Linked DNA regions of Mus musculus: region 2 is linked to region 1. Evidence: chromatin loops called from intact Hi-C (ENCODE). Cell type or tissue: heart. All regions are shown on one strand. Each heading gives the region's core, and the rest is flanking DNA. Links, peaks and the distances in the headings are about the cores only.

Region 1 (16,629 bases), core at 5,162-13,161:
ACACCTGTAACAGCCAACTTCTGCACACCATGGCAGTTCTAAGCAGATGCAGCTTCTTCTGAGAATTCTCTTTGACAATCCGTATTTTATATAGTAACAGTTCAGAGAGAGTAGGTCATTAGAATCACATTATAAATGATATATCCTTGAGAAAATATATCAGGAAAACTTTCAGCTGCCAACTCATGTCTAAAGACTCCATAAAGAAGTCATGAGGAGGCCAGAGGCAGGGTTGGGAGAGGGGAGAGCTGGATGGGGAAGGGCAAGGGGAATGGGAGGTGGGGGGGTGGGGAGGTGAGCGGCTAGAGATGAGAGGTGTCTGTGTGTGTGTGTGTGTGTGTGTGTGTGTGTGTGTGTGTGGTGGTGGGGGGGCGTTAATCCTTAATCCCAGGGCTAAGTAGGCAGAGGCAAACAAACCTCTGAGATCCAAGCCTGCCTGCTCTACAAAGTGAGTTCCAGGACAGCTAACAGCTAGTGCTACACAAAGAAACCCTATCTGAACAAAACACACACACATACATACATACATACATACATACATACATACATACAACAGAGTAAAAAACAAGGAAGGAAGGAAGGAAGGAAGGAAGGAAGGAAGGAAGGAAGGAAGGAAGGAAGGAAGGAAGGAAGAAAAACTGGAAAAAGAGAGAAGAGGAGAAGAGAAGGGAAGGGAAGGGGAGGGGAGGGGCGGGGAGGGGAGGGGAGGGAAGAGGAGGGGAGGGGCGGGGAGGGGAGGGGAGGGGAGGGAAGGGAAGGGGGATTCAGGCAACAGCAGTATGGAAAACCAAGGGACCCATTGGACTGAAAACAAACAAAGCAGCCACACCCTGAAAGCTGAGCTCAGTGGCTATGCCTGTCACAAATTATAGTACCTGTTGTAAAAGACAGACAATTATCTTCCACCTTAGCACACAAATGCAGTATTGCCTCAAGAACTGATTGTTTCTCTGAAGTCCCCACAGTGTATTTGAAGGAAAACTCCAAGAACAAGTTGAGGAGCGGCTGTCTTTCTGTGAGACTGGAGAGATTCCATGGAAGGATCTGGATGTCATGCAGGAAGCTGTGGTTCAGGCAGAGGAAGCAGCTGCTGAAATCACCAGAAAGCTGGAAACACAGGAGAAAAACACTCGAAAAAGGAAAAGAAGTGACTGGCTGTACTGGCCCTGGTGTCTTCAGAAAACAGTAGCACTCCAGAAAAGCTTGAGGGGAGAGGAGATGGGTGATGAGAGAACTTGACAAGAGCTCAGAATGCTGGTTGTAACACATGGCCCATTCCATGGGCAAGTAAGTGTTCCCTGTCCTCGGCTGCCTTCCAGGAGTCATCAACAAGGGTAGTGTGAACTCCTGCTCCCCCTGGTCTGTGTCTGGAGGAGGTTCATGAAAGACCTAAGAAGAAGAAAAAGCTAAAACAACCCCGCAGACTCTACAGGAAAATGGAATGAAAGACCCACCTGTCTCTTTGCCCAAGACCAAGAAAAAGAAAGCTTTTCCCAAGGAGGCATTGGCCAGTGATCTTGAAGAGATGGGTACTAACAGTGTAAGTGACCCTAAGAGAAAAAGAAATCCTCACCTAAGGAGGAAGTGGCCAGGGAATCAGAAGAGGCAGCAAGCCCTTCCACGCCTAAAAAGGAAAGGAAACTCTAAGAAGGAGCCTGAGGCAGCTGCTAGCTGCACAAAGATCAGCATAAAGAAAAAGAGAAAGTCCCAGAAAGTGGCGGAGGATTAGAACATACCTGCTTGGTGGGAGGGACATACCTTGTGGAGGCAGCTCCTGCCCATGATAAACCCCAATAAAAACACAAAACCAGAAAAGGAAAAAAAAAACTAGAACATTAAAAAAATACACAAACAGATCAAGCAGAAGAAATGCAGAAGTAAACGTAAGAACAGAAATCAATAAAACTGTAGAGCACTGTTTCTCAACCTGTGGGTTGTGACACCCTTTGGAGGTCAAACAATCTTTTCATAGAGGTCACCTATCAGATATTCTGCATATGTTATATTACAGATATTTGCATTATGACTCACAACAGTAACAAAATTACAGTTATGAAGTAGCAAAAAAAAATGATTTTATGATTAGGGAAGTCGCCACACTATTGAAGGTTCCCAGCATTAGTAAGGTTAAGAACTACTGCTGCAGAGAACAATAATTAATGAAAGGTATGTTGTTGTCTTTTCAAAAGCAGCCAAAAGAACTGATGAACATTTAGCCAAAGAAACAAGACAAAAGGCACCTGTTAGCAAGACTGGTGCTGGACATTAGTACACACCCTGTAAAATCAAGAGGGCTTTAAAGGGATGTAGTGAATAATGCCATCAAAAATGTGACAACTTAAATTTAAAAGCCCAACTAGAAAAGATTAATTTTAAGAGTCCCTTTTAATATTTTTTAATTATTTACATTTATAATTAAAATATTAAAAAGTTAATGATCCATCCAAAAATAGCTTCACTGAAAATTTTACTAAACATTGAAACATTCAACATCAAAGTTCTACACCATCATAAAATTGGCTCAGTATTTGAGAAACACATTCGCTAACTTCACCATAATAACAGGTTAACTAGGGGGAAACCCTCATAATAGTGTCAGTGGTGAGGACATGGGATTAAAGAAAATCCAATTAACATTCTACTTGATAGTTAAGGCTAAACGCTACCCTCCTCTACAACTGAGAGAAGGATAGGATGTCTGTTCCCACCACACTTAGCCCAGCTTACCAAGTCCCCATCCATGCAATAATAAAAAGGGGTGGGGATACAGATCAGAAAGCGAGAAAATAAACTCTCTTTGCTTGTAAATGAAATATATTCACACATTAGATCATTCTTTTCTGTAGAAAATGCAAGAAATCCATTTTAAAAATTCCCTCTAAGTAAGGTTAGCAGAGCCACAGGACACAAGATACAAGATAAACACACAAAAGTAATCTATTACCTACCAATAGTAAGGGAACAGACATCCTCAGCTGCCTCAAGAGTTTTGCTAATCTTTTAGGGAACTCAGCTAAGGTTAAATCGGGATTGTGGCTTTAAAGCTGAAAGGAAACCCATGGCAGGACAGGATGGTGAAGCAGAGGGGGAGATTTTATTAAATATATTTCAATATAGTCTCAAACATGTTCACTAAATAGAAAGAGAGATGTTTAGAAAAATACACAAACTCTACTGTGAGAACATCCTTCCTGTTCACATACAGGGATGGACTCCTCAGGAGAAATCCTCAAAGAAAGACATGTGCCAGTATAAGGAGAGTCACAAAAGTCTCGGCATTAGCAATATACAGATACCATTTTTGGCAGCCTGGAAATTGCATATTAAAAAATTAAGAAACTATAAACACATGCATCTCTTCCTTCTGGTAAGTGAGATTACAAAGTGGTTCTGGAGATGCTTTCGATGGAATTACAATCTAACAATTTTAACCAAAAGCCACTAGGATTTTACAAGAAGAAGTAGTGTTCTTGCCCTGCAAATGGGATTTCTGGTGAGATTCCTAGGAAATCATTTACTGGAAAAGGAGAAAGGCCACGAACAGCTGTTAATCATGTTGGAATTCTTGCCTTTTTGCTGCCTAGAGGCTTTGCCCAGACTCCAGAGTGAGGGAATTTTCTCTGCTTTACATCCCAAAGATTCTTTAGTTTTATACCCTGCCTCGTTACCAACAATCATGCGGCTACTAGAATGCACCACTACAAAGGAATACTTAGGTCAAAACTCAATTTAACATGGATGAAATATACACACTGAAATCTATAGAGCATGACCATATAAATCAAAAGACCTCGGCAAATGGGGATATCATTCATTGGAAGACCACAGTCATCCATACACCGGCATGTTAAACAATACCATTTTAAGGGAAATTTCAGAAAGATGCTTTGTAGCTATGAACAAAATTATTTCAAATTTATATTAAAAGCAAAGGAACTAGAGTTGTAACCATAAATTTCCAGAGATTTTTCATTGAGGAGAAAGAAGCCAATTTCAACTAATAACTGAGCTTTCTGGTTCCATTTATATTGCTTGTTGAAGCAATGCTACAGACCCAAAGAATTTATTAGTGGTGAAAGAAAGCAAAGAATTAGAGAGGAGAAAAATACTTGGTTTATAAATAGGCAATATGACAAATCCTGTGGTGATGGAAATGGCCATCTCTTGCTTGTGTTAATGTCTATATATCTGTGACATAGTGACCCAGTTATAAGTGGCATTAATGTTAAGGTGAATTGCATGACTAATACTGTTCCTTGCAACTACATGTGGATCTGCAATTTTCTCATTTAATTTTTAAAGTAGTGTGTGAAACAAAAAAGAAAGACAAAGATTAGTTTAATCCATCCAGGGGTCATGTTTAATTCTCAAGTACAAATAATTCTCATGTGTACCTTATTTAAAGCTTTATAGTTTACAGAATTAAAGCAATAGTTTCTCAAGTCATCTTTTGAAGGTAGAATAAATCCACTACAAACACTTGAAAGAAATAAAAATAAACAATGAAAACCGGAATGCTACCACTCATGAATAATACCACATTTTAAAATAAAATACCAGGAAACACTGATTACTTCCACAAATGCTACAATAGTTTAGAGTTAAGAAACTAATCTGTGCCCTTTATTGCATTAATATATCAAAGAATAATAGTCATCTTGATTAACTGGAAAAGCACTTCCTTGAAAAAATGTAAGTAAATATTCCTTTTAGTGTTAGACTTTATCTCCCTAAAACCAACTGCCAATATCATACTATACAGTGAAATACTAGAATGTTAACATTCAACATTAAAAGGTCAGTTAAAGACAAAGCAAGATAATTACTAGCACTATTATTGTAGCTGCAACTACTTCGGTTACTGTGCTAAAACCCCAGTACCAAGGCAACATCTAGAAGAGTTTGTTTGGGTTCCAGAGAGTTAAGGACCTCATAACAGGGAAGTCTGCCAGCAAGTGGCAGGCCTCAGGGGCAGGAGCAAGAAGTTGAGAATTCACATTTCCAAACCCAAGCAAAAAAACTGGGAAAGCTAACAGAAGTAAGGGGAGGCTCTAAAAACTCAAAACCCTTCCTAGAGGACTACTTCTCCTGGCAAGGCTCCATTCCCATAGGTTCCAGAACCTTCTCAAACAACACCATTAGCTGGAGACCAAGTGCTCAAATACCAAATACCAAAGTGTTCCACAGTCCTACAGGCAAGGGATTGCCAAAGAAACATGAAATGCTCTATATATTTGCATGCAGTTTGTATAAAATATATAGGCATATTAGATGAGGAAACTAAGAATGCTAGCAATTATTTCTCAGTTTTTTCACCTTTATTTTTATACTAAAAAGAAATCCTGTGTGATTTTTCTTAACAGAGAAAAATGACTTAAAATGTAAAATGATGCTCACCATTTGGTATGTGACAAACATGAAGCTATTGTTGGATATTAGAGATAAGAAAATGTGGTAAATTGACGGCATGTATATGTATATACATTCATACATAGATATTGTCTTTGGGTTTTGAATTTCAAAACAAAATATTTCAAGCTTTTCAGTGAAGATATTCTTAAGAATGGAAATACAGATAGTTATATTAAGCAGACATAATAAAATAGATTTTCCATCTCTATTATACATTTTTTTCACTAGCTAATGATTCTTTTTTCTGATATACACACTAACATACAAAGACATTAGCAATGCATCTGCGTGGGTACCATGTCACACACCTGTAATCCCAGCATGTGATAGCAGAGGAGGGAGGGGTGAATGTTTGTGACCAGCATGGGTTACATAGCAGAAATGTTTTCTAAGAAAACAGAGATGCATGTAAAAAGTATAAATATAACACATTTATAATGGACCAAACCTAAATTTTCCTCTTTCTCAAACACTTAGTAGATATAATTACAGTGCTGAAACCTCCATTTGTTTCAAAATGTCAGCAGTCCACCGAAGCTAACAACAGTCCTGTGTCTGTCTTCCCAGGAAGGAGTCCCAACAGGACAGAAACAGAGGGGTTTAGATCTCTTTAAATATATAACTGTATTATCATCATTTCTGTGAAATAGCGTTTTAAAAATAGACCCTCCCTGCAACTTGTTGCTCAGGAAGAATATCATGGAAAAAAATCGCCATTGCTGTCTTCCTATTCCAATAATTTTCTCCCCCGGCCTTTGGCCCTAATGCTTAGTTTCCTAAAAGGCTTTATGTCTCTCACCTATAAATGTAGTTTAGACTATCTCTGCATTGCGTCCTTTTTCCAGAAAAGAAAATAAAAGCTTAGAAAGTTCTCTTAACTTCCCCCAAACCACACAATCAGTAAGTGTTAGAGATGAGTTTTGAGCAGTAGCATACTAATACCAGGACTGGTTTCCATAACCATCATTTGGTTCTTTAAATCTCTGGTTATCAGGCACCATCAAACACACTCTCTGTGTGTGAACCACTAACCGGTGATGTTGTCATATTATCCAAAACTGTTTCCCAAATGGTCTGCAAGTCATATTCAGGATGACCCACAGACTCTAAATAAATACATTAAGGAATTCAAGTTAGCGGACAAAAGGGGAAGGAAGAAAGACATAAAGTGAGAAGGTCAATTGGATTTATACTGGAAAGGTTATTCATCGAAGGGGAAAGAGCCCGGCTGGAGAAACAATGACTCACAGTGTCTATGATGTGGACAGGAAACTGGTAAGGAAATAAATCACAGTTCTTCAATGAGAATGCTCTTACATCAGTATGAACTGTTCTCTACTTAAGTTCCACATTTCCCATGCCAAATACCTGCATAACTGCAAATTTGGGGATGGGGGTTTTAGTTGACTGATTGAGATAATGTTATGTAGCCCAGGCTAGTCTCAAACTTGATAGAGGGTTGAGGCTGACCTTGAACTCTTGACCCCGAGTCTCTGCTTCCTACATGATGGTATTACAGGCGTGAGCTACCACACCCAGCTTGACACTTCTTATATTGTGATTAAAGCCATTTTTGAAAGTGAGGGGGGAAAATGATTAATGGTTCAGTAGTAAAAGTCAACCTAGTGCGGAACTTGTCTTCCAAAGCGAATTCCGTGGCCTGCCCTTCCCCAGCTTTGCTGAGCTGTACTGCTGATCTTCTCTTAGGCCTTTGCTTAACACGGTGATGTCCAACCATCTAATTTATGTGCACGTGCTTTAAACAGTTTTCCTTCTGTAAATTAGTGTTTGATGAATCAGTTGGTCAAGTATTAAAGCCTGTTTTCCCTTGAATTTGTTAAATATAATGTAGAATACTTTTACTATGTAATCCCCTGTTTGGCTATCTAGATCATTTATGTGAAATAAGATACGTGCTAATTTTATTATAAAACTGTTTGCGCTGGGCGTGGTGGTGCACGCCTTTAATCCCAGCACGCGGGAGGCAGAAGCAGGCAGATTTCTGAGTTCAAGGCCAGCCTGGTCTACAGAGTGAGCTCCAGGACAGCCAGGGCTACACAGAGAAACCCTGTCTTGAAAAACCATTAAAAAAAACAAAAAACAAAACCTGTTTGCATGAAAAGTTGGCTGAGGGGTTAAGAGTACTTGTTGCTTTTGGAAAGGCCTGGGAATTGAGTCCCTACACCTACATGGCACCTCACAGCCATCTTTAAATTGAATTAAAATTCAAATTCCAGAGGATTCAATGCCCTCTTCTGACCTCTGATGGCACTAGGCACACATATACATATATGTGGACAAAACACATATTCATAAAAATAATCTTTTTCTTAAAAAATAAAACCTGAAAAGTCAATCATTAAGAAATTACAACTTTGGTTATTCAAACTAACAGAAATAATATGTAACTTTAATTGAGAAGCAGTAGAAATTTAAAGCACTTTAGTATTTCCCTTCTCAAATTTATTTTACATGAAGTATCATTTTCTATAGCTAGCAAATAATTAGAAATGTTACTATGAAGACATTCTTAGAGAAGTAACTATTATGAAATGCTTTATATGAACCCCACTGTCTAAGCACTTTTATATTTGGGTTTCAGATTCCTGGTCTATTTTCAAACGGAATAGGTGGACTCCTATGACTTGTCACAGTGTTTAAACTTTTTTTTACATTCATTTATTCATGTATTTATTTATTTGTTTATTTACTGTGTGTGTGTGTGTACACTATGATGCACATGTAGAGGTCAGAAGGTAACTTGTAGAAATCATTTCTCTCTCCCCAGCATGGGGGTTCAAGGAAATTCAGTAATTAGGATTAGCAACAAGCAGCTTCAACCACTGAGCCATTGAGCCATGGACCCTGCATGATGTTTTAATTACTAACTTTTATAATGTGTCAAGTACCAGTTTTAGAAAATTACTGACACTTCTTTTTCAGCAGAGAATTTTTTTTTCTTGCTATATATGTGCACATAGGAACCTGCCTCCTTCAGCATGTTGACTTCTTTTAAATTTATGGACCATCTTATTCTGTATTATTATAAGAGATCTGGAAGAGATAAGGGAAGATGCCTCTTGTTCGTTGGCTTACTAATCATTTAGTTTAGATAAAATACAGATAAAAGCTTTGCTCTGTAGTGAACTTTTGAGCTTGTTTTATCTATATTTCCTTAGTTTAGTGTCCAAATATAAAAATCCTACAAATATCAACTAAAATCTCACTAGTTAGATGAGGGGTGTTTTGTTGTTATTTCTTCATTTATTTGTTTTATAATAGTTCCTTAATCATAAGCATAGAAATTATAGCATTACACAGAGAGACAGACAGACAGACACAGATAAAGACACAGATACACAGACACACAGAGAAACACACAAAAACAAACAGACAGGGGCACACAGAACAAAAGGGAAGAAGACAGAGAGACAGAGACACACATACACAAAGAGAGAGACAGAGAGACAGAGAGACAGAAAGTCAGAGATCAACATAGAGGCAGAGACACATAGACACAGAGAAACACACAAAGACACAGAGACACAGACACACAGAGAGCGAAAGAGGAGATAGAAAAACAGAGACACATATGACACACAACACAGAGAGAAAAAAAAAGACAGAGAGACAGAGACAGAGATGCAGAGACACACAGACAGAGAAACACACAAAGGCATGCATACACACACAGACACAGAGAGAAGGAGCCAGACACACACACACACACATACACACACACACACACACACACACACACACACACACACACTTCACAAAGTTGTTTCCTGTTTACAAGATAACCCTGGAGTCTGCTAACAGTCTCCCTCCCTATGGAAGCTTAGGTTTTCCCCCCACGGATCCTCTGAAAAGCAAGGTCATTGTATTTTGTTTTGTTTTCAGCATTTTATAGAAACGGAAACATGTCAGAGTGTCAAGCTCTCTAAATATCTTTTCACTACATGAAAGCAGAGGTGATTTTCTTTTCAGCACCTTAACACACGAAGCAAGCCTGTTCAGTTTTCCTAGTTAGAAGAAAACTCTATCTGGCTCTTACCTGAAGGAAAGAGTGAAAGACACCTGGACATCTGTGATAGTTACTAACAGTTCAAGTTTTCAGATGAGTGACAGCCCCCACCCTAGAAAATTTGAAATCAGTGCATCACGACACACTTCCCTGCCAGCTTATTGTGTTTTGAACAATAGGTGAGGCAGACCATGGGAACCGTACTGGACATGTGTTCTCTGGGAGCATGGGATGTCATTCATATATCCTGGTGGGAAAAGTAGGTGGACAGAGCAGAGTCATGGGCCTGGCAAACAGCTATTTAGGGGCGCTAAATTGGCAGGAGGAAGTTTATTTTCATTAGGAAGCTCCTTTGGAGCTATTTGTACATGCACAGAGAAACAATTTCTTTTGTATGGAATTTTTATAAGTTGCTCAGGTTGGCCAGTGTCTATCAGGGTCAAACTGGTTTACCACTAGCCTCCTATTCTACTCTTTCATCTCTCTCATGTATTTTGTATCTCCTACATGGTATTTAAGGAGTATAATGACTGACTACAAAACATTATCCTAAATGTTTAGAGGTACTTTTTATTCCATTGAACAGATGATCAGTGTACTGGCTAGTTTTCTGTCAACTTGACACAGGCTGGAGTTATCACAGAGGAAGGAGCTTCAGTTGGGGAAATGCCTCCATGAGATCCAGCTGTAGGGCATTTTCTCAATTAGTGGTCAAGCAGGGAAGGACCCCTTGTGGGTGGTACTGTCCCTGGGCTGGTAGTCTTGGGTTCTATAAGAGAGCAGGATGAACAAGCCAGGGGAAGCAAGCCAATAAAGAACACTCCATGGCCTCAGCATCAGCACCTGCTTACTGCCCTGCTTGAGTTCCAGTCCTGACTTCCTTCAGTGATGAACAGCAATGTGGAAATGTAAGCTGAATAAACCCTTTCCTCCCCAAATTGCTTCTTGGTCATGATGTTTGTGCAGGAATAGAAACCCTGACTAAGACAATCAGTTAAACACAACTGTATCTCCAAACCCCAAGAAATATCAAAAGAAAATGTATTCCAATTGTACCAACCCCTGGAACAAAGAGGGGTTCTCAAGGAGGTAGATAGTTGATAATCCGATGGGCACAAATGCAAAAAATTCTTCCATTTCTTAATTATTATTGCAGCAAAGAAAGCACTTCATAGGTTATTAAGTTAATAACTAAAAGAGTTGAAATCCTTACATAAATCATGGGAAAAGTAAATGGTTTTGTTAGATCAAATTAAAATTCCTACATAAAATTAATTGAATTTTTCTAGAATTTCACGTAAATACAGCTATGGTTGGAAGATGTTTAGGTTTATGAGTGTGTGATGTTCCTTCATCTGAAGACTTTTCTTTTTCATCCTGCCTGCTGCTGCTGCCTTATATTTCTATAGAAGATAAAGTCCTGCTGACTTCATATCAGTTACACTGAGCCACTTTACCTTCTATATACTCACGCAGGGCAGTGGAGTCATGTGATCACTTCACTTCCCAAAGGCAGAAAGCATCCACTGTGAGTCAGTGCACATCCTGAGGGAAGGACCCGCTTTCCCTTTCTGAATGCAATTCCATAGCCAGAGACCAGCCTGATTTCTCTGATATTGCAGACTTCTATTTGAGCAAAATGCCATTTCTCCTGTGATCTGGCTTAAACAAGTCATTGCCTTTAGCTTGACTGTATTTAGATTGTTCTTACAGTTGAAGAAGTGGCCCTAGTTTAAGTTTCTATGCTTTAATGGGGAAAGCATTTTCTGTTTTTTTGTTTAGTGTTATTTAATCTCCCTTCCCCCTCTTTTGAAACAGTTCTCTGTATTGCTTAGACTAGCCTCAGAATAATTTTGTAGCCAAAGATACCCATGATCCTCTAGCATCTACCTTTGAGTGCTGGGGTTGGGTTTTGTGCTCTCCACCAACTTAAATACACCCCAGCCCTTATTTTAGCTTTTTAAGGTAGATTTTACTATGTTGGCCACAAATTCATTATTCTACTGCCTCTGCTTCCTAAATGCTGGTATTTCAAAGGTGGACTTCCTAACATGCCTGGCTGGAATAGCTTTAAAAATATTAAAAATCTACACTTTGAATGCCAGTAGTTTTGTGCCTGTTTGTGTGTGCATGCTGGACATTATCTCATTGTATATTTACTAAAGGACTTTTGGGTTGAGTTTTGCTTTTTGTTTTGTTTTTCAAGATAGGATTTCTCTGCATAGCCCTGGCTTTCTTAGAACTTGCTCTGTAGACCGGGCTGCCCTTTAACTCAGAGATCCACCTACTTCTACCTCCCAAGTGCTGGGATTAAAAATTTGCACCAACACACACATGCACAAACATACACACCACCAGGAACTTTGATTTTTATAGTGATTCATTTTAACAACCGCTTGAATATTTTTTATTGTTGAATGTATGAGAAGGAAGTGAAACAGAAAAATTTTAGGTAATTTATTAAAGTCACTATTCTATATTCTGTTGAAGAACAAATATATGATATTATCAAAATACTTATGACATAGTTATTTTTAAATTGGATACTAATCAGAAATACAGATATAAACAATCCTACCAAAAAAATACATTAGCTCACTTATGGGAGCACCTGATTTTAACCAGCTACAACTTTATAAAGTAAGTTTATAGGAACATGTTTAGTGAGGGCCAGAGAGTTTATGAATATAGTATAATTGAGCCTACTCAATGAATCCATGAAATAAAGTCACCAACTACTTTCACAGCTCTAGAGGTCTTGGAAGCTATGACTACATGAGTTTGGAGATCTCCCAAGCAAGCATTGCCTTGATGCTGTTATTGCCAAGGTCAAGCAACCATCCCTGACAGGGTTGTGTATGTTAATCAGCTTTTAAACATTTGAATTTTATAAACTTGTAAAAGGAATACAAATACTCAAAAAATAGTTTAATGTGGGTGTGATGCCTCTCACCTGTAATTCGAGCTACCTTAAAAAGCAGAAGAATCATGCATTTGAGACCAGCCAGGGCTGCAAAGTAAGATCGTATTCATAGAATAGACACACAACACAAAGAAAATCACCACAAAATATCGAACTAGGATGTAATGTTATTATGGATTTTTTTTAAGTTTACAAAACTTAACATAATTTGGGCCAAAATTTCAATTAAAACTTTTAAAATGCAAATATATATAAAACAACTTTTAAAACACCAGTGCTTGGGACATAGCTCTGTGTGTTTGTTGGGTGGAGGTTGGGGGCATCTTTAAGTGGCATACTCAAGGCCATGGGTCTGATTCTCAATGTCACAACCAAAAAAAATTTTTAAAAAAGAGGCCATACATAATCCCTATTTTATTTATTTGATTTTTTTAAATAAACTGGTAAAACTTTTATTTGTTATGGTCCTCAAATCGACAACAGGAAAACACTAGACTATCCCCCTGCCCCCCCCAAAACCCCCCCAAAAAAACCCACTGTTTTATAGCCAAGATTCCAGTCATTGAAGAAAACAGAACTACTGTTTCAGTGGCATAACCCAAACCATGCACTTTACTCTTATCTAAAAGCTTCATCCAAGCTCTGAGCTAAACATGATTTTATATGGAGAAAACCAAGGTATTTTAAATGCCTGATACTAAGTTCAGCAATTTAGACCCTGAACTGCTGAAAAGTAGTTCTTCTGACATTTGTAGAGAAAAGTTTTGAGCTTCTTCTGACCTACTTGAGAGATTCAGTGAATACACAGGCAAGAGCAGAACCACAGAAGAGCAGAAGGCACAGCCTGCCTATAACCTAGACACAAACACAAGTACCCAACAGCTGCTGCATGAACACAGGAAAGCTGGACTCTGAGGTGGTACCAAGACCTCACTGAGGTTTCTTCTCTCAATGGAAGTCTTTTGTAACCAGACAGGACCATGGACTCCTTAGAATGTCTCAGAAAAACAAGAACAGTTAAAGGGCAAAATCCACCAAAAGAAACCATTGGAACCTAAAAATACCTTATAAATACTTATACAAAGTGTTTTCTATACAGGTAACTCCTTTAAATTATGGGGAGAAAATCTAGGTTGGAGTTAAGATTTTTAAAACACTAACAAATATTTAAGTTAAATTAGAATATTAAAAGAGGAAAGGGAATTTTATATCCTTTACAATTCTGGACAAATGTGTAGAATAAGAATGCTAATGAACATATAATAGATTGGTTGAATGTTAAAAGAGCCCAGCTACAATTAAGTTGTCTGTTTTAGTACCTTAAAAACAATCAGCAAAGGAATGCTAGCATGTTTTCATTGTGTGTAGGCCTCAAGATATCTTGAGAAGAAAAAGGCCAATTTGAATTTCACAGATAACATATCTTGATAATGCTTTAAAAAGTCTTAATATAGTTCTGGTTCTAGCCAAGAGTAAAGAAGAAAAGAAACTTTTATTTACCAAATCCTTTCTCATTCAAAATAAAGTTTGGCCTGGGCATGTTGGGGAACACTTTTGATCCTAGAATTTTAGAGTCAGGATTAAGCAGATCTCTGGGAGTTTGAGACCAGTCAGGCGTGCAGAGACAGCGTGCAGAGACAGTTAAGGCTACATCTGCTTAATAAATAAATAAACAAAGAAAAAAGAAAGAAAGAAATGCTTGAATTTTAAAAGATTATCTGTGTGTCTGCATGTGTGTGTGTGTGTGTGTGTGTGTGTGTGTGTGTGTGTGTGTGTACATGTACATGTGTATATGTTATGTACATGTTCATGTGTCCACAGGTACATGCACAAGTGTGTTTATGGAAGCCAATGGTTAATGCTTGATATCTTCATTTATTGCTCACCCAATAGTTTTTGAGATGAAGTCTTTTTTGAAGCACAGTAATTCAGCTGATTGGCTTGACCAATGAGCTCAAAGTAGCTGCCTGTCTCTGCCTCTCTTCATTGCTGGCTACTGGAGATCCTACTTCACATTTTCAATCTTGAATGTCTAGCCCTTCTCCTGACTGAGGAATTACTACAGCTCTCTCTCTCTCTCTCTCTCTCTCTCTCTCCCTCCCTCCCTCCCTCCTTCCCTCTCTCCCTCCCTCCCTCTCTCCCTTTTCTTCTCCCTCTCCCTCTCCCTCTCTCCTTACCTCATTCTTCTCCCCAAGAGAACTGAGGGTCTTCAGAAAGACATCCTTACATGAGTAAAGTTCAGATGATTTAAAATAAGAATCATAGTTTCCTTTTTGAATTATCAAATTAAAAACACAGCAATTCCAACAAAGAAAGAAATAGAATGAAAATTTCTGTCCTAATGAAAACTATAGCCCACAATATTAGTCATGTGAGTTTATGTAAATTTATCTATAAGGGTTTCTGTTTTCTCATATATTATTCTGAAATTATGCTATCTTTCTTGCCTTCGTTGGGCTTTTGCAAACCTGTAAGTGGATAAGTGACCAGGAGGTTTATAAACTGAAGAATCACTGAATAGACATAAGCAGAAAATCAATGTATAGTTGGAGTGGATACAACAACAGACTAGGATGAAGTTAGAGATCTCTACTGCATCTATAGGCCACCTACAAAGGCGGCTACAAAGATGGCATAGGATTTCATTTGATCTCATTACTAATTACACAAGATTCTATTTTGTAATTCACTAAGACAGAGGAATAGAAGAAAATATGTCTATCATTAGACATGAATAAATCCAGAGACGACCTGTGTGGGACTGTGCTGCACAAGCAGAACTATTCTGTATCACAAGGAAAATCTGATTGCCAGTGTGTCTGTCCTTTCACAATTCAGTGAGGAGGCATCACAGTGGAATTTACAATCTTCAAAGCAAGAAAGAACATCGACAGTTTGATAAAATCAGGGAACGCAGAACATGATGAATCTGAGAGATGCAGTCATGCCTAGAGTCACATAAAGTTCCACGGATCTCGTTTGGGAGGAGAGAATTTGTCTTGGCTAAGAAATAGTCCATCAAGGATTGTGTCCATAGCAGGTGCCACATATGAAGTACTTTCTTTGTGTAACTCCTTCGAAAGAACTATGCTGTAGAGAGAATATCTTATGTACTGTATGGATACATCACCTGTCCATTAAAAATCCTATGGCCAATAGGGTACGAAAGGTGGTGGAACATCCAGGAGGCAGAAAGAATTCTGGGATAAAGCCAGGCATGTGAGAATGCCCAGAAAGATGTGTGGAGTTGGATGCATGGTAACTGGGCATAGATAACCAGCCACATAACAGAATGTAGATTAAAATAAATAGGTTATTTTAGTTATGGTCTAGTCATAAAAGAGCCTAGCTATATGGCCAAGGTATTTGTAAAAAAGTTATGAGTCTGAGTCTTACTTCTGGGAGGAAGAACCACATAACTTCTTCACTAGCCTGCTTACTTTTCAAAACACCAGTCTAGGGTATCAGTCTCCTTTCACAAACAAGAAAATATATTCCTAGAGACTATGTGCTCTGGTCTGCACCATCCCACTAATTAGTGGAAGATACAGTCAGTCAAAGAAATTGTATTTTCACAAAGAAGGAAGATATGTTGGAAAGATACCCATTTTATATGTTCTTTATGAATTCAGTCTGGTGTCACACAGAGTTCTATTATACAGAGTGCCTTGGGAACAAACTCCTTCCCACTTAGAAAAGTCAAATATCTGTGACAGAAATTAAACATTCTGAATACTTAAAGCCATTCCATACCCTCTGAACTGTCATAGAATTGGCAATAAATTTGAGATTTATTCAGTATACCTAGTCAGTGTCTTTGTTATAGACATTAACCTTTTCACTATAGTATATTTGCTAAGAAAAAAAAAGAGAAAGAAAGAAAAATATGAGTTTCCACATCTTAAGGCACTTACAGCATTCCTGGTAAAAAGAAATCCACATAAATACAAGTTGATGTTTAATAAAACTCAAAAAGGGGAAGGTTCAAGGGAAAAGGTAAGTAGGAAAATACCTTCCCAAAAGTTTGAAGCTGACCTCTCCTGGGTAGAGACCGAAGAATTTCACTCCAGGTATAGGGTATATATAGAAACAACCCCTTCTTATTCTAGACTGGTATGAGAGGCAAAGTTGAAATGGTCATGGAGCCCTTGAAATTTTAAGTTGGGAAATTCTAATTATATGCACGGGCAATGGAAGAGTAGAAATAAAGGCTCCGAAAAGAAGAGTTTTACAGGAATCCACCCATCAGTGAAAAGGAAGGGAAGAG
Region 2 (16,629 bases), core at 4,073-12,072, 300 kb after region 1:
ATGGGTCTCCTATATTAGCCTGACATGTTATCTTCTCATCTTTGCCTTCTGAGATTATAGGCATGTGTTCTCATACTTTCCTAGCATGAGGGAGGAGGATTAGAGCTGTGAGACAGAGGCTACCCTGAAAGTCGGCCTACATAAGATCTTCAGACTAATGTACACATTTCAACTGAGTTCAATTTGTCTCACTTGTGCCGGGCATGATGGTGCACGCCTATAATCCGAGCACTCAGGAGGCAGAGGCAGGCGGATTTCTGAGTCCGAAGCCAGCGTGGTCTACAAAGTGAGTTCCAGGACAGCCAGGGCTATACAGAGAGACCCTGTCTAAAAAAAAAAAAAAAAAAAGTCTCACTGTTACTTAACAGCTTGATAAACAAAAAGGGACCACATTAGAGTATTTTCTGAGCCTGGTGGTGTGGCACACACCTTTGATTCTCTAGCACTCGAGAGGCAGAGGCAGGCGGATTTCTGAATTAAAGGCCAGACTGGTCTACAGAGTGAGTTCCAGGACAGGCAAGGCGATACAGAATAAAATTAAAACATCAAGTAACATGCAAAACAACAACAGAGAGACGGGGTAGGCATTTGTCAAAAAAAAAAAAAAAAAAAAGCTTTTCATCTTGTGGTACTTAGCATTTTAACAGTTCTTTACTGAACTTTGGGCCTGGAGCCAGTGCAATCACTTTCACCTAGCCAGGGCTGGAACCTCATGCCTATAGTTTCTGCACTTAGCATGTAGAAACAAGAAGAGAATCACTATGCTCATGAGGCTAGCCTGGTCTACACAATGTTCCAGGCCGACAAGGGCTGCAAAGTTAAGCTCTGTAATCAGAGTCAAAGCAAGAAGTAGCAGACACAGAGGCTGTTTCTTTTCAGCAGAGCCTTTCAGAAAAGTTGTAGTCAAAGATCCAATAATGAACTGCCTATAGCTCCTGAGGGAGGGGTGGGGTTGGGAACCTCTCTCCCCACTCCACGGGTGCCTTTGAAGATGGCTAGATTCCTGCCAAAACTAGAATAGTAAGATGTGGGTGGGCAGGCCCGCGCAAATAGTATTTTCTAAAAAGTTGTAGACAAAGGACTTTGCTGCTTCTTTCTGGGAAGTATTTCAGACTGTGAAATGACAATTCAGAAGGTGACATTAGTATATGACGTGTAAACAGAGAGGAGTGAAGTCTGGCACGGTCCAGAGTTAAACAGCCAGGCTTGAGGAGAAGGGGATAATCTTGATGGACAGTGTAATGGTTCGAGCACATAAAAGAAAGAGCCTCTATCTAATTTAGCAGAAAATACTGGACTAGGAGTGAAGGGTAGTCCACAAGGGTCAAGCAAACAAGGAAAAACTTTGGAGCCCATATCCAGACAGTTCTATGTGATGATGTGTAAATTGGCCCCACTTCTGTTTGTAAAGAATTGTACTATTCTGCCAGGGTCATCTGCTTTTGCTCAGTTATCCACTCGTTGGGGGAGTAGGGTGGTGAAAACAGAGTGATCAGCTGTTTGCCCGCATCTCACCGCGGTCATGCAGCAGTAGATCAAGCAAGCAGCTTGCTCAGCACAGAGCGGGCACCCCATGCGCCTCTACTGACCCAGTGCTTCCTTGCTGTTCAAGGTAAAGTATAGTTTGAGGGGAACTGGTGCAAGTTCATTAAGTTTTTAATATTCTGGAGTAAGACACTTGACTTTTGTATAATTCTGAGATTCCACAAAAATATTCCCAGTGCCAGGGCATGTGAATTGGGTCACCAGTCAGTTCTCTGGGTAAGTCTTTTTTTTATTGCACCAGCGATTTAATTGCAAAGCTGTCTTTTCTTTAAGCACCCACGCAGCAGTCATTTGCATTAATGAGTTACAGTCTTTCATCCGAATAAGATATGAATTATCCAATTTGGGCACTCTAGCTCCTGTAACATGTAGATACCTGTCATTACCACTATCGTAGACACCATCAAATAATGCTTAATGTGATGGCTCATCTTGTGACTCCAAACTTAGTTACCTCTCTGCTTTTAGCTCTCACTATCTCCAATCCACTGGCTGTTCCTCTGTTTTCTAGACCTTGCTTAATATTTCTACTTTTCTAAATTTTAGTCAAAACAAAACAAAACAAAACAAAAACAACTCTCCCTCCCCCCCCCCCCAAAAAAAGCAGTTTTGGTTTTTCAGCACAGGATCTTGCTAGATACTAGCTTAGATACTGACTAGACTCTAGCTTAGTATGTATGTAGCCCAGGCTAGCTTTTAACTTACAGCAAACTTTTCATGTTACTCTCCCAAAGTGCTTACAATATAGGCATTCACAACCAGACCTCTCTCTTAGTTCAAATATTAATGTTCTTTTATAACAAAAGGGCTTAATTATGTTCACAGAGTCCCTGGCACTACCATCTTTCCTTCTTTCTTCAAGCTATCAACAACACTTACAAGATGGGTACATGCCTTGCTTGACACAGAGGAAGCAGGCTTCGTGGTGCTCACTTTTTATCTAGATGCTCAAGTTGAAGCTTTGTAATTATACCATGGACTAAATTAAAGCTTTGTGCAAAGTTCTCAGATATAGCTCCCCCCCCCCACTTATTTCCTCCTTTGAATCAGAGTCTTATGTATCCTCAAAACCTGTACATACACATTGAAGGATGGCCATGGTCCACCTGCCTATACCTCTGCCAGGATTACAGGCTCAAACAAGTGCTCAAACTAGCTAGATCTCCAGTCCCTAGTAGCAGACTAGGCAGTGACCAGGTTGGTTACTCTAGAACTTTTGGTATCCCACGTTAGAACGATTGCCTTCTCTCCACAATCACCTAGACCAGATGCTCAAAGCCGGAGACACACTTGGTCTCTTTACCAAGTAGCTTTCCATCTACACCAGTCACACAAGCAGCATTTGCTGACGGAACATATGCCTGTCCCTCAAGAGTGGATTGAATCTGAACTTCTGCAAGGTGAGGCCTTGGGAGATCAGTCTTTGGCGGCGAGGGGGGGGGGTTTGTTTTGTTTGTTACTATTTAAATCAAATGTCTCAGGTGGTTCTAAAGTAAAGTCTTGGAGGCGAGAGCAGGCAATGAGTGGCCCCTCCAAAGATTGGGTGTTTTTCTGCCTAAAATATTTCCGAGTGGCGAAACATCTGGGAAGGAGAGAGGGCCAGTGTCTAAATATTTAGTTAGAGGTACAGAGCATTTGGGGACAGCAGCTCTCCGGCACCTGTGAAGTGAGGTCACTCTTGGCTCTGCTGGTTCTGTCCTTCACTTACTCCTTGCCACTGCCGGAGATCACAGGAATGAAAACTGTTTAACCTAAATGAGTCGTCTTCAAAATAGTTTACATCTTAGTTTAAATGTAGCCGACTGTGTCTTTCCCTGGAGTCTTAGCAAATCATCCCTACAGAAGCTGCAGGCGAATGAATCCCATGCTGCTGGTATTACAATAATATAACAACTGGAATAACTGACTTTTAATTGTACATACTTTCCAACAGACAACTAGAATGCTGAGTAAGAAGTAAAATTATGGACCATTAATTAAATTGAGATTTAATATCTTTTGAGAAGGCTCTCGTGCAGCCCACTTCTAGCACTAGGTTTGGCTTAGTATCTAGGGGTGATCGCTCTTCACCTCAGTGCTGAGATTACAGGTGTGTGCCAACACTCCCAGCTAGTAGCAGTCTTTTCTGGACAAGGTCTCACTATGTAGACGAGGCTGCCCTCAGAATAAGTGATCTGCCTACCCTGCCTCAGGAATGCTGGGATTAAAGGCATGCACCACCACCCACCACGCCTAGGTAGCAATCATCATAGAACATGTGAAGTGTATTTAGATGAAAGTCCTTTGATATTTTAGATAAAATTATGCTATCTAAAAATCCACAAGGAAATGCCTAAAGAAGTTCCTGATTAAAGCCACTTAATGGGCAATTTAATGGAGGACGTATTGCTTTGTGAGTCTTCCCACCCTGCCAATTCCTCCATGGTCCTCACCTCAGCCTTAAACTGGTGCCTGGGTGGTTACCTGCCTCAGCCTTCCAAGGGCTGAGATCATTCCAGCACCATTGTGGGTTTTTGTTGTTGTCCTTGAGTAGATGGGGTTTTTCTGTGTAGTCCTGGTGAGTCTTGAACTCAAGAGATCTGCCTGCCTCTGTCTACCAAGTGCTGAAATTAAAGGGGTGTACCACCACGCTCTACTTCCTAGTGTGCCAAGTGCAAAACATTGCATGTCTAAAACTTTTTTTTTTCTTTTTTTTTTTTATTTATTTTTTTCCATTTTTTATTAGGTATTTAACTCATTTACATTTCCAATGCTATACCAAAAGTCCCCCATATCCACCCACCCCCACTCCCCTGCCCACCCACTCCCCCTTTTTGGCCCTGGTGTTCCCCTGTACTGGGGCATATAAAGTTTGCAAGTTTTTTTTGGTTTTTCGAGACAGGGTTTCTCTGTGTAGCCCTGGCTGTCCTGGAGCTCACTCTGTAGACCAGGCTGGCCTCGAACTCAGAAATCCGCCTGCCTCTGCCTCCCGAGTGGTGGGATTAAAGGCATGCGCCACCACGCCCGGCTCTGCATGTCTAAAACTTAAATGCAAATCCCTCCTTCCAATTTTTTTTCTTTAAATTCTATAAGGAAACCCGCCTCTCATGCGAAATGCTTCCTTGTGCATCTTCCTCTGCACTTCCAACCACAGCCAGATTTTGGGGGGCCAGTTTTAAGTTGGTACATAATGAACACACCTGAATTTTAATGTGCAGATAAGTTTTATCAAGATAAAATCAGTCTATGAATGCTTCCACTCAGTACCCTAGCATTTAGCCTGACTCACCTCTCTTCAGTTTTCCTGTCTTCCCTAACTTGCCAAAATATTTGCATCTGCACTCTTCTTTTCAGGTCTCACCTCATTAGCTAGCTTTCCTGAGCAGGAACTATGAAATAGCCCTTCCCCAGGTCCCGGAATTTCCTGTTTCCTCTGTCCAATTTAAAAAAAAAAAAACAAAAAAACCCAGCTTTCCTCTGTGCCACGTAACGTACATTTGCTTACTGTCAGGATCCTCCTCTAGAACGTGAACTGTGAGGAAGCTTGCTTTCCCACAGCTCCAGTACCCCAGAATAAGATAGGCTACATAACTATCTGTGAGGGAATTCAGGGGACTCTCACCTGGCAGGGTTGTTGACGCCTGTAATCTCAGCATTTAGCACGCTGAAACAGAAGGATCCTGACAAATTTAAGGTCAGAGTCAGGTCTATAAAAGCAAGACAGAACAAAACAAGCAAAAACTCTTCTTTTAAAAAAGTCAGAGAGGCTGGAGAAATGACCCAGCAGTTAGGAGCACTTGCTACTCTTGTGGAGGACATAGTTTCAGTGCCAGAGGACCCAATCCCTCCTTGGATGCGTAGGCATCCGGCACACACTGTGTACATTCATACATTCAGACAAAGCACTCATCCACCTAAAAAGCAAAGGCTATTGCTCTGTGTGTGTTCTCTCCCCTAGTTAAAGTAGTACCTAAATTTTTCAAGTGACAGTTAACCAAAGGACTGCTGTTGGTTGAAAAGACATGCTTTGAATCATTCTTGAGCCGTTTTAATTTACAATGAGACCTCAATGGAGGTTAGGATGCTCTGAGAGATGCTCCAACCCCCCCAGTTCTGAGTGCTTTAATGAATGGTAACACACGATTACAAGGCAGAAGCCAAGGACAATCACAGAAAACTTCTGCTTGAAAAGTTTACATCAACCTTTGTAGCCTTATATCAGGTGAGTAAGTTTAGCTCTTTTGTCAATGACACCTATTTTGTGTAAACATCATTGTTACAAATTCTGACACACAGGGTCCAGATTACCTCAATTCTTTTTAAAGGAATTTCTTAATATTCCCAGGCTCACAGGTTTTGATATGAAACACCAGATGGCTTCTTGATCCTGCTCTTTACATATCCTGGTCTGTACACAGTCAAAACGTACCAGACTCCACAGAATAAGCTGTGGTTAAGACACCCCACCCAAAGGAAGATGGTGAATCTCTTTCCCCGCCAACCAAGTTTGCTCAGTCAACCTTAGGAAAGGGGACTGGTGTCAGATCAGAAACTGCAGAGTAAGAGCCATATTTAACTGTCATCCAAATAATTCCGAAAACCATCATTTTTTTTTTTTTTTTTTGTTATTTCATCTGCCTCCATTCTCCAACCCATCTGCAAACGGATAGCTCTTACTAAGCAGTTCTGTAAGTCCAAGGTCACATAGAACAGGTTTAGGATGCTCAAGTCTCACCAAGTACAGTCTATTTGCCTCAATAAGCACAAGTGAGATAATCCATGTATGCCATTCTTTTACTTAAGACCGTGATAAAATATAGCTGTTTCTTTCAAAAGTACTGTAAATTTATCTCACTTGTCTTCTAATTTTGATATCTTTTTTTGGTAGTAAAATAGTAACTAAAACTGTTAACAGAGTTTCTAAAAAAAAAAAAAAAAAAGTAGATAACTAGAAAAAAAACTGAGATGTGAATTTAGGCAGTTACCTAAATAACTAACCACTGTTGAATTTTGGCAAACGGCATTTTGCTCACGCAGAATCTCTTTATGGTAAATTAACAGTCATGGAAAGTGGAGATTTTAACCAATTACCCCAAGAAATCAACACACACACACACACACACACACACACACACACACACGCACATCTGTACCTTCCCACTTAGAAGCAGCTGGGAACTTTTAAGCTTGGGAGTATCTACACTTAATGTAGACGTTAATGATACACCCAAGAGGATTTTTCTCTCTCTCCCGAGTGAGCAGGATAAGCCTCAACACATCAAAAGTCAAACCGAATCTTGAAGGGAAGTTAGAACAACAGGAAAGGTGGAGTCTCAGGTATTAATCAGTGGGTGACTTTCCTATAGTTCCCTTCCCTCGGGGTATACAAAGTTTCTACAGTTCACAAGAGCTACACCTCTGCAATACCGTAATAAAGGCAGAGTATGTGCCATTCCTTCTCTCTGCGGGATTTGGAAACAGCTAAGCAACCAAGCTCTGCTCCTTATGCGGAAGGAAATGCAGCCTTCCCTTCTCGTGGCTGGCTTTAGAACCAAATTTCCCGTGTAAAGTCAGCAATAGAAGAATCCCAACCTCAAAGAATGATGGGGCAATGTTGAAGATTATATATATATATATATATATATATAATGTGTTTAGACAGTGGAATATCAAACCACTACCACCTGGAACACCAGACAAAAGACAGATAGCCACTGCACCCGTTTCTGAGTGTGCAAAGTTTTCACACACCGGGGAGATAGATGTATTCCAGTAATTCAGAATTCAACACCTCACCAGGACACACCATACAATCTGTAACTAACATTTCAACACAACTTGGCCTACCTAGCAGAATTAACTAGTAGTACCCCTCTCCTCAGGTAGTATACGTCCTCATTAGCATACTTTACTTTACAGACTTTTATTTTCAGCAATCCTCATTAAAAAAAAAGAAAAAAAGAACCCCAGGCTTCCTCATGGGACACTACTGACCGTTCAAGGTTGCCCAGTGGTCTTTTGGACTGGTAAGATTCACTACCTTCCAGTCATTATTATTTGGCTTGGGGAACAAAGGAATCAAATCCACCTCCAAAGGCTGCCCTGTACGTTTTAAGTTTTCCTCTTCCAACCCGAAACCCAGCACTGGGAGGGAGGGGAAGGGAAGCTGTCTCCCGGGGTGCTCGACCAAGACTCTGCCAGAGATGCCCAGCGAGCGTTGGGTGGATCCGAGGGCACTCACGGGGAGAACTCTGCTCGGAAGTCAAGGTTTGAATTTCCCAATCCTGAACGGATTTGCCTCAGCACACGTCAGTAGCTATGGCAGGGTTTCTCGAAGGGTCTTCTTTGCCCCTCCTTCTTCCGCCCCGCCTCATTCTTGGGGAATTTCAAGAGTTTCCAGGAGTGTTACAAGTGCATTTACCAGCACCGGGACTCCCTAGGTGTTTAGGGGACCTTCCCAGGGGCTCCACTCAGCCACCCGACGAGTTTAGGCAGAGAAACCGTGAAAAGGCGACTGGGAGGGCGCGGGGGACTTCAGACTGACAACTTTAATAAAGTCGCCCACTTGCTTTCTGACCGTCGGGCCGCGAGCCTGGCCTCCCCTCCCCCCCTCCGCAGCCAGCCGTCTGGACCGCGAAGCTGGGAGGCTGCGGGAAGCGCGAACGGAGCCCGTGATGATGCTAAGACTGGGCAGGAGGGGCCCGTGCCATCCTCTGCCCTAAAGCTTTCACTTCACAACGACTCGGCCTGGTCTGGTACAGAAAAAAAAGCCCTTCAATACAGACCCACCCTGATACTTCGGTGTGGATTTAGGCCGGTCAAAGTGCTTTACAGAATGTGTTACCAATTAAAAATAAAAGCTTTAAGACGGACCCCCTTCAAGCTGCACGTTAGCATCATTTTTGCTTAGTGCTTTGCACCCTCTGATGGCTCCAATTCAAAACTGTCCTAACAGCTCTGAAGTCACTACAAGTCCGGGCACGCAGGAGGAGTTGGGGGTGGAGAGGGGGCAGCTCTTTCTAAAAGCGCAGCTCTAAAAATCCCTTTTCCCCATTCCTTCTAGGAGCTCGCGTTCTAGCAGTTGATTTTGGAAAAGCAACCTGGCACACACTGTTTCTAAACGCCCGTTCTTCCTCTAACTCTCCGTAAGTCACCACCACCCATTCAAGATTTCTCGCGCCCGGAGTTGCCAGCGTGGAGTATTAAAAAAAAATGCTGGCTGTGCAGGCTAAGAGGTTCATCCCGTAGCATCGCACAGGCTTGCACAAAGTACCCACTGTTGGTCTAAAAACTCTAACCGCAGCACCCTGGTCTACGTATTTAGTGGCTTAGTCCTGAAAAGTCTAAGAGAGAACCACGTGGAAGTCAACTGCTGCCGCAGCGTCTCAACAAAGCACTCTGTTACAAAAGGAGTCTGCAGTTTCAAGGCAGTAGAACAGGCGACCGGATTTTCATAAGAAAAAAAAGAAGCGTGTAGTGTCCAGCACTATAGGAAGCAGGCTAAGCAAAGTTGACTGAGGTGCCCCCCCATCACCCCCACCCCCGCAACACCTTCTCCATTGGCGACTACAGAAAAGTGAAGTTAGGCTCCATAACAAAGAACTAAGTTTAGTAACTTGGTCCTTCCTTCACTCTAGTTGGAAAAAGTTTGAGCCTTTTACCTGTTGCACTCTCAGCGGAACTTTTTAAACAAACCCAAATCAAACTCAGCACGTGGAAATGACAAAGGCACTTTGAAGATCGTCGTTCTACTTACAGTATCCTAAGTCAAAGACGCAACGCATTTACAAAGCATAGAAGAGTTTCCCTTACAGAAAGAGACGCTACTAGGTAAAGTGGGTTTTTCTTTTTTTCAAAACTTACTCTTTCACTTAATGAAAGTGAAGCCGGCACGCCAAAGTGGTGGAACTCCTTGGAGGCTGAAGTCAAAGGAAAAGGAGAGTTCGGGCTCTCAGACCTGTCTGTTTAAAGTTTCAAAGTCTGCTGCTGTTGGGTACTTCCCTCACGCCTTTCCCCCAATGAAAGAAAAGTGCTGATACCTCGTAAAAGCGTTTTTTAACTTGGAGCACAGAGCTTTTAAAAGTTTCAAGCCACTGACTCAACTGGAAGGAGGGGCTAGGAGAAAGGGGAGGGAGGAAGAAAAGGCGGGGAGGAGGTGGAGTGGAGGCTGGCGAGCGTGGAGCTGAGCAGGCAGAAGAAGCAACCTGGTCAAGATAAAGTTGTAGTTTCAATGTGCTGACGAGAAGGGGAAAAAAAGTAAGAAATAGCTCTAGATGTACGTCAGCTACTGCGGGGCTGTGACTCCTCACAGATTAAAAAAAAAAACTGTTGGATGGGTCATTCCTTCAGGAGATGACCACGGGCAGTGAGAAGATGTCCCTTTTAGGTCACATTTCCTAAATAATAATGATAATAATAATAATATTACAATAAATAAAAATGGGGGGGGAGACAAGGTGAACTCGTGCAGACTTGTTCTGGGTTGCCCAAGGTGTGTGAAGCTTGAGGTGGGTGTGAGTGATCTTTCTTATGACCTAATTCTCTTCCTCTTAAACCCGGACAATTAACAAAGGAAAGAGGCGGTGGGCATGGGAAAGGCATTTCACAACCAGACCCGTGGAGTGGGATGTCTACTCTTCAGTTTCTCTGCTGCTTTAGGTAGTTTTCCTTATTCTTTTAATTAACAACAAGAAGATACATGTTCTATACTATGAATAAAAATAATATATCATGTATGTAACTCTTGTCTGAAACGTTGATAGGACCTCAACCCAATCTCCAAGGAAGTGAAGATCCATATCTTAGTCTTTTTTATGCCTACAATTTAACATTTAAATCGGCAGGGAGATGCCAGAATTGTCCCCCTCCTCCTCTTCCTTCTAACCGCTGCAGACCAGAGTTGCCAGACACAGCCTGTCTCAAAACTTCTTTCTCTCTTCCAATCCTGTCCCTCGGAAGCACTTTCAGGGAAGAGATGTGGGCCTGGTGACTGCCTGCCCACAGCTTCATGCCTCTCTCATCATACCTGATGGGGTTTATGAAAGCCTGAGTCATATGACCTCATTCCTAGGGTGGGCAGCTCCTTTGAGGGTTCCCAGATGCCCCCCACGAGGGCTTGTGATAGGGCGATAAACAGGCTTCAGCGGCGCTCCTGGAGTTAGGCCTTTGTATAGGCATCACCTGATGGAGCTGAACGTCTCACACTAATGTAAATAGCAGAACAAAGGATGGCGAAGACTTCCTGGGAAACATTTTCCTGCCGAAGCACCCTCTCACTAGGATGACTAAGGGAGTGCCATTTAAAACCTCACAGTTTAAGACCCCAGCATGTTCTCTTACTTTTGAGGTTCCTTTGTCTTTAACTTAAAGAAGGGAAGTAATGTTACAGATGCAGAAACTATAATCGGACTTTCAAGGCTTTATGTCCAGCAATGAATGTGATAATGTGACATTAGATTTTTTTAAAAAAAGATTTATTTATTTTATGTATATAAATACACTGTAACTCTTCAGACACACCAGAAGAGGGCTTTAGATCTCATTACAGATGGCTGTGAGCCAACATGTGGTTGCTGGGAATTGAACTCAGGACTTCTGGAAGAGCAGTTAGTGCTCTTAATCACTGAGCCATCTCTCCAGCTCCTAGAGTTTCTGTTTTTGTTTTTGGTTTTTTTTTAACCTTTATTTATTATGTGTATTCATATATGTGTATGCAAGTGGAAATTAGAAGACAGCTTGTGAAACTGGATCCCTTTTTCCATCTCAAAATTAACTTAGATACTCAGCCTGAAAACAGCACCTTTACCACTGAGCTAGCTTGTTGGTTCTTATTAAATTTATTTAGTTACTTTTTTTTTTTTTTTTTTTTTTTTTAAAGGACGAGGTCTCTACATAGTTGTAGCCGTCCTGGAACTCGAACTCACAGAGTTCTGCCTGCCTTTGCCTCTTCAGCACTGGGATTAAATGTACGCACCACATGCCTGGCATATTAAATTTATTTTTAGTTGATAAAACACATAAGAATTGTATGTAATGTTGGGGGTTATGTGATGTTTTGATACAAGTGTAAAGTTTGTGGTATAGAACTCAGCATAAGCAATTTGTCAGTTGTAATATTTATTATTCTCTATGGGAAAATATCCAGACTTCTAAAGAATTGTTTTTAGAAGCAAACAATTCATCATCCACCCATAGTTAGCTTACGCACATTTATAGAACCTCAGTAGAACTTAGTGTTCACGAGTCTACCTGTTCCTCTTTCCCTCTTTACTAAACCAAATTTTATTTAATTTAAAGAAAGATTTGCTGGGCATGGGGCACACACCTTTAATCCCAATGGTCTTTGCCTATAGACCCAGTCACCTGAGAAGGTAACACAGTACAATCATCTGAGAAGAGTTTCAAGTAATCCTCAACTGCATTAGAGACAACCCAGTGTTGAGTTAAAAAACAAAAACAGGCTGTAAAGACTGTTATGGAGAGCATCGCAGTTGGTGCTAGAATGGAAGAGAGGTGAGCTATGAATGTGCCAACCTTAGAGAAGAAAGGGAAGCAGAGACGTTAGAGCTTGTTCATGGACTGATAGGTCAGGAAAACAAGAGGCAGGAGGAAGTGGAGAGCAAGTTTGGAAATTTAATTGGGAAAATATTACTAACACCAAAAACGGAAGCTGGGGTGCAGGGGTGCGGGGTGGGGGGTAAGGGAAGGGGTGGAGGCAGCAGAAGACACTATAGGAGAGAGAATCCAGTGATGGAGAGCGTAAATGCCTAGGCAAAGGTAGCCAAGGGGCCTCTCAACTGTGGGTTAAGGTGTTCAGGTTAAAATTTTGTAAAGATTGTAATTTAACGGAAAAGAATCGACAGTTAAAGCCACAGGTTCTAAAGTGTTTGTTAAAAGAAGGAATGTAGGCCGTGAATCTCCAAGACAAAGCGCACAGCTTGAATGGATTTCCTCTAAAGCCCACAAAGAAAAGAATGACAAAAGCCAGTAAGGTCAAGAGGAGAAAGGCATTCAAGATGGTTGGGAGGCGGTTTAGTTGTAAGGAAAATAACACTAGCCTGAGGCTTTCTAGGTCTTTAACTCAGAAAGGGCAATTATTCATTGAAAACAAGAGTGAATGCAGACCTTACAGAAAATGAAGTGCTGAGGTAGAGGGCTGGGATGTAGGAGAATGAAGGTAGTTTCTCTCCCAAGAGAGAGGTGGTCACCTGACTGAAGAGCTGATAAGTAGCTCCTTGGGAATGAAGATGGATCTGTAGGAGACAGAGCTATCTAAGACTGGGAGGATCAAGAATAACATTGCAGTGGGCTTAGATTTTATTATCTTATCCTTTCCTTTCCTTTCTTCCTCTCCTCTCTCCTCCTCCTCTTCCTCCTCCTTCTCCTCCAGCTCCTTCTTGAGTTAAAGTCTCAATATAGATCCCCAGCTTGTCTGCTGCCAGTTTTTGATTAAAGACACCTTTATCTGAGGTTGAGGTTTTTTTTTTGTTTGTTTTAAATTTTGAGATAAAGTCTCACTAAACAAGTTATGACCCTCCTCCCTTATTTCCTGTGTTAGAATGCTGGTGTGAGCAGCTATCCTGGTTTATATTTTCTTCTATCAGAACTACAATAATTTTGTATGGATCAAATTTCAATTTAAGCTAACTTTTTTTTTTTTTTTTTGTGTGTTCTTTTCCGTCTGCAAGGAAAGAGTGGACGAGAATGTGGAGCTTGACGGCTTGCAAATATGGGAATGCTTTTCCTAGATTGGTAGCCAGCTGGGAAGGGATCTTACTGTGAATGCTAGGAGCCAGCAGCTTCACAAACAAATTACACTAGAATCCTTTTCTACATAGTTTCTGAAACCTGACAACTCACCTCCTATTCAATTCCAGAGGACTCCTGTAACTGAAACCTTGCTCCCCATTTATTTAGCTCTCTGACATCTTTGAAAACAATGTAAACGTCAAAATTTGACTCTGTCTAGGTAAAATTTCTATGGGTCTTCCATTTACCTCCTAGTGAATCTGACTTTGAAGCTAAACAAACAAACAAACAACATGTTTATAAAGGGAAGGAAGAATTTGCTTTGTTTTGCTTTGTTTTGTCAAATGGAAAAGACGTTTAGCTGTGGATAAATATGTCTCTGGCTCCATCTTCTGTACAGAGTGCAAATGAACAGCCCAAGAAGCTACTGTGGCAGCTCTCTTAGAGAAAGCCACACCTAGGATCCCTTCCTCCTAGCCCTTCGCTTAATTTATATACAAGTGTCGTTCAACAAACCTCAACTCTGCTTTAAAAAATATAACTGATAAAACACTTGCAGTTTATTTAATCTTTGATATCATTTTTCTATGACGCTCAGTTAATCTTTTAGGATGTTTACATTTAATTATGCAGTAAATATTTACTGTGTCTTATGCCTGCCAGTTGCCAAATGCCAGTGAAAGGATTTTTTAAAGGATTTATTTATTTATTTATTTATTTATTTATCTAATGTATATGAGTACACTGTAGCTGTCATCAGACACACCAGAAGAGGATATCGGTTCCCATTACAGATGGTTGTCAACTACCGTGTGGTTTCTGGGATTTGAACTCAGGACTTCTGAAGAGCAGTCGATGCTCTGAACTTCTGAGCCATATTTCCAGCCCCGGTGATGGAATATTTAATTTTGGACGCAAAACCAAAAACGGTGTTAGGGTGGTTGAGCTTAAGTCTTTTCATTCTCTTAAAAGAATTTTGAAAAAGCAACATATAACCAGAACAAGAAAAAAAAAAAAAAAAGAATGCTAGTTTTGTTTTTCGAAAGGAATCACAGTCTTCCCCTCTATAATTAGGTGGAGGCACTGTTAACAATCCTATGAATAGAAGGCTGGTGAGATATAGCTTAGTGGGTAAAAGCACTTGCCACCAAGCTTAACCACCTGCATTTGATTCCCCAGGACCCACATGCTGGAAGGAGAAAGCAGACTCTTGTTAAATTGGCCCCTGACATCCACATGCATACTCTGGCATGAATGCACTTATATATACATGTGCTAAATAAATAAATTGTAAGAAAATCTTATGAACAACATGTCTAGCCTCAAAATTTTAAATAAATTGTTTAGGAGCAAAAGCTAGAGAGCTAGTTTCGTTTGTGACAAGATCTTATGTCGCCCATGCTAGCCATCAACTAGCTGTGTAGGAAAGGCCAATCTTGAGTTCCTGATCTTCCATGTGCTGAGATTACAGGCACGTACCAACATTCCTGGCTCAAAACTATAGTGATTTTACACACTGCCGGATTTTGATTACATAAGGAGAACAACCTCCTGTTACCCAGATTTTCTGACCACCACACATTGTATTCATATATTAACACAACACACATTTGCATAATTATTGTGTGTAAATTAAAAGTAAAAGTAGCTTTAAAATAGAGGAACCCCTTCCACTCTTGACAGTTTCCCTCACGTTCCCTAAGTCTATTTTGTCTCTGCTTTAAAAAGAAAAGAACAAAGGAACATTTGCGCTGGTCATCTAAATTTTGACTATATTTGGAATTTTAGTCTGCTGATTACCCACCAAAAGAGAAAATATTTCAAGACTTGATTTTAGGTTAAATAGCATGAACATTACTCAACTATCTGAAAGTCATTCAGCACACATCTTTGATTCCACTCTTGAGGAGGCAGCCAGATCTCTGTAATTGCAGGCCAGCCTGGTCTACATGTCAAGTTCTAAGCCAATTAGAGTCACACAGCAAAACACTGTCTGGAAAAAAAAATCATTAGGAAGATAGCTCTCTCATGTGTGTGATACCTGCCATCAGTTCATATTCTGTATGTCCATATTCATCATTGCATCACATGCTGTGGAGATGTAGAAAGCATAAAGAACAGTCTACATGTTGAAAACATCCTTGTATTTAAGAGTGAAAGCAAGTGTATAGTTGAAATAACAAATTCAAGAAGAAAATTATTCAGACATTATTCAGACAAGTATTTAATCGAATTAATAACAAATGAAAGGAAGAAAAGAAAAACAGACTGACTTAACATTGCTTTAAGAGTCAGCTGAGATAAAAATTCCCAAATGAAATATTTACAACGCTTGGTTATACTACCACTTACCAAGGTCGTTAAAGTGCCTTTCTGTTGTATGTCTGAGCTGGTTTTGGTACACAGGAAGACGGACCAATCTCAACTTTAAACCATGCATGTCTGTGATAGACGGCACCAAGCTTAACACAGTTTTTATTTAGTGCAAACATAAAACAACACAATTATTCCCAAGAAATCTCTTACCATAGAACTATAACTTCTTTATGCATTAGAACTATTTCAGCCTGAAGAGGTACAGAAGACTAAAGCTGAAAAATTACTGTAGCAGGATTCGTATAACTGCAAGGTTCTTGTGACTTTTTAGGATTATTTGTGTGTGCGCGCGCACGCGTGTGTGTGTGTGTGTAGGTGTTTTTGGAGATTAGAAGAGGGTGTTGGATACCTTGGAGCTGGAGTTTTAGGCACGTATGAGCTATCCAGTATGGGTGCTGAGAATCAAACTAAGTTCGTAGCTACAGAGTCATTTCTCCAGCCCCCTCTAGTGACTTTTTAATCTCTTGGTGGTTCCTGACATCCATTACGATGAAGTATCTCATAGCATTGTGTAATGAACTCATATACTAAAGTATGATTTTATTTTAAAACTTCCAAACATTTTCAGACCCAAGATATCTTTCCCCAGTGATCTCTGATGGATGTAAGATTTTCTACAGTTAGCCTTCCAGGTTTCTTATTGTCTACATTTTTTGTTGTTGTCTTATTTTGAGACAGAGTTTCACATATCCCAGGTTGGCCTTGTACTCAAGAAGCAGAGGATTATCTTGAACCTAAACTTTTGCCTCAACCTCCCAAGTGCTGCAACACCGCGTGCTGCTTGGGGTTCCACCGTTAGACCAGGATACTAAAATCCTAGACTTCTGGATGAGATCTTGTAAAAAAAAAAAAAAAAAAAAAAAAAAAAAAAAAAAAAAAAAGCTGCCATCCATTTGACTTGTTAAGAAGAGAACAGGTAAGAAATAGACAGTTTCTAAGAAAGAGGAAAAGGGGCAGAAATTACCAAAGGCAAGGACAGTA

The links. Peaks named below come from ENCODE experiments on the same cell type or tissue, not always from the same donor. Only the 100,000 strongest peaks of a DNase experiment are listed, where the experiment ranks them.
Region 2: a loop joins it to region 1, with 8 times the contacts of the local background. A loop is called at or near these places in 6 of 42 quality-filtered maps.

Annotation. Positions count from the first base shown.
Region 1 is chr10:56,676,121-56,692,749 of GRCm38, reverse strand. No RefSeq gene overlaps it. Among named protein-coding and RNA genes, the nearest start is that of Gm36769, 250 kb to the left of the region's middle. In heart, for the core only: no CTCF peak of the experiment used is centred there; a DNase peak (open chromatin) is centred at 9,699.
Region 2 is chr10:56,370,277-56,386,905 of GRCm38, reverse strand. It overlaps Gja1 (gap junction protein, alpha 1), which reads right to left and starts at 9,606. Exons shown (of 2, transcript NM_010288.3): 1 at 9,388-9,606. In heart, for the core only: a CTCF peak has its summit at 11,043 (motif pointing right); DNase peaks (open chromatin) are centred at 7,855, 8,165, 8,685, 9,645 and 2 weaker places; H3K4me3 peaks cover 4,248 bases; H3K27ac peaks cover 4,230 bases.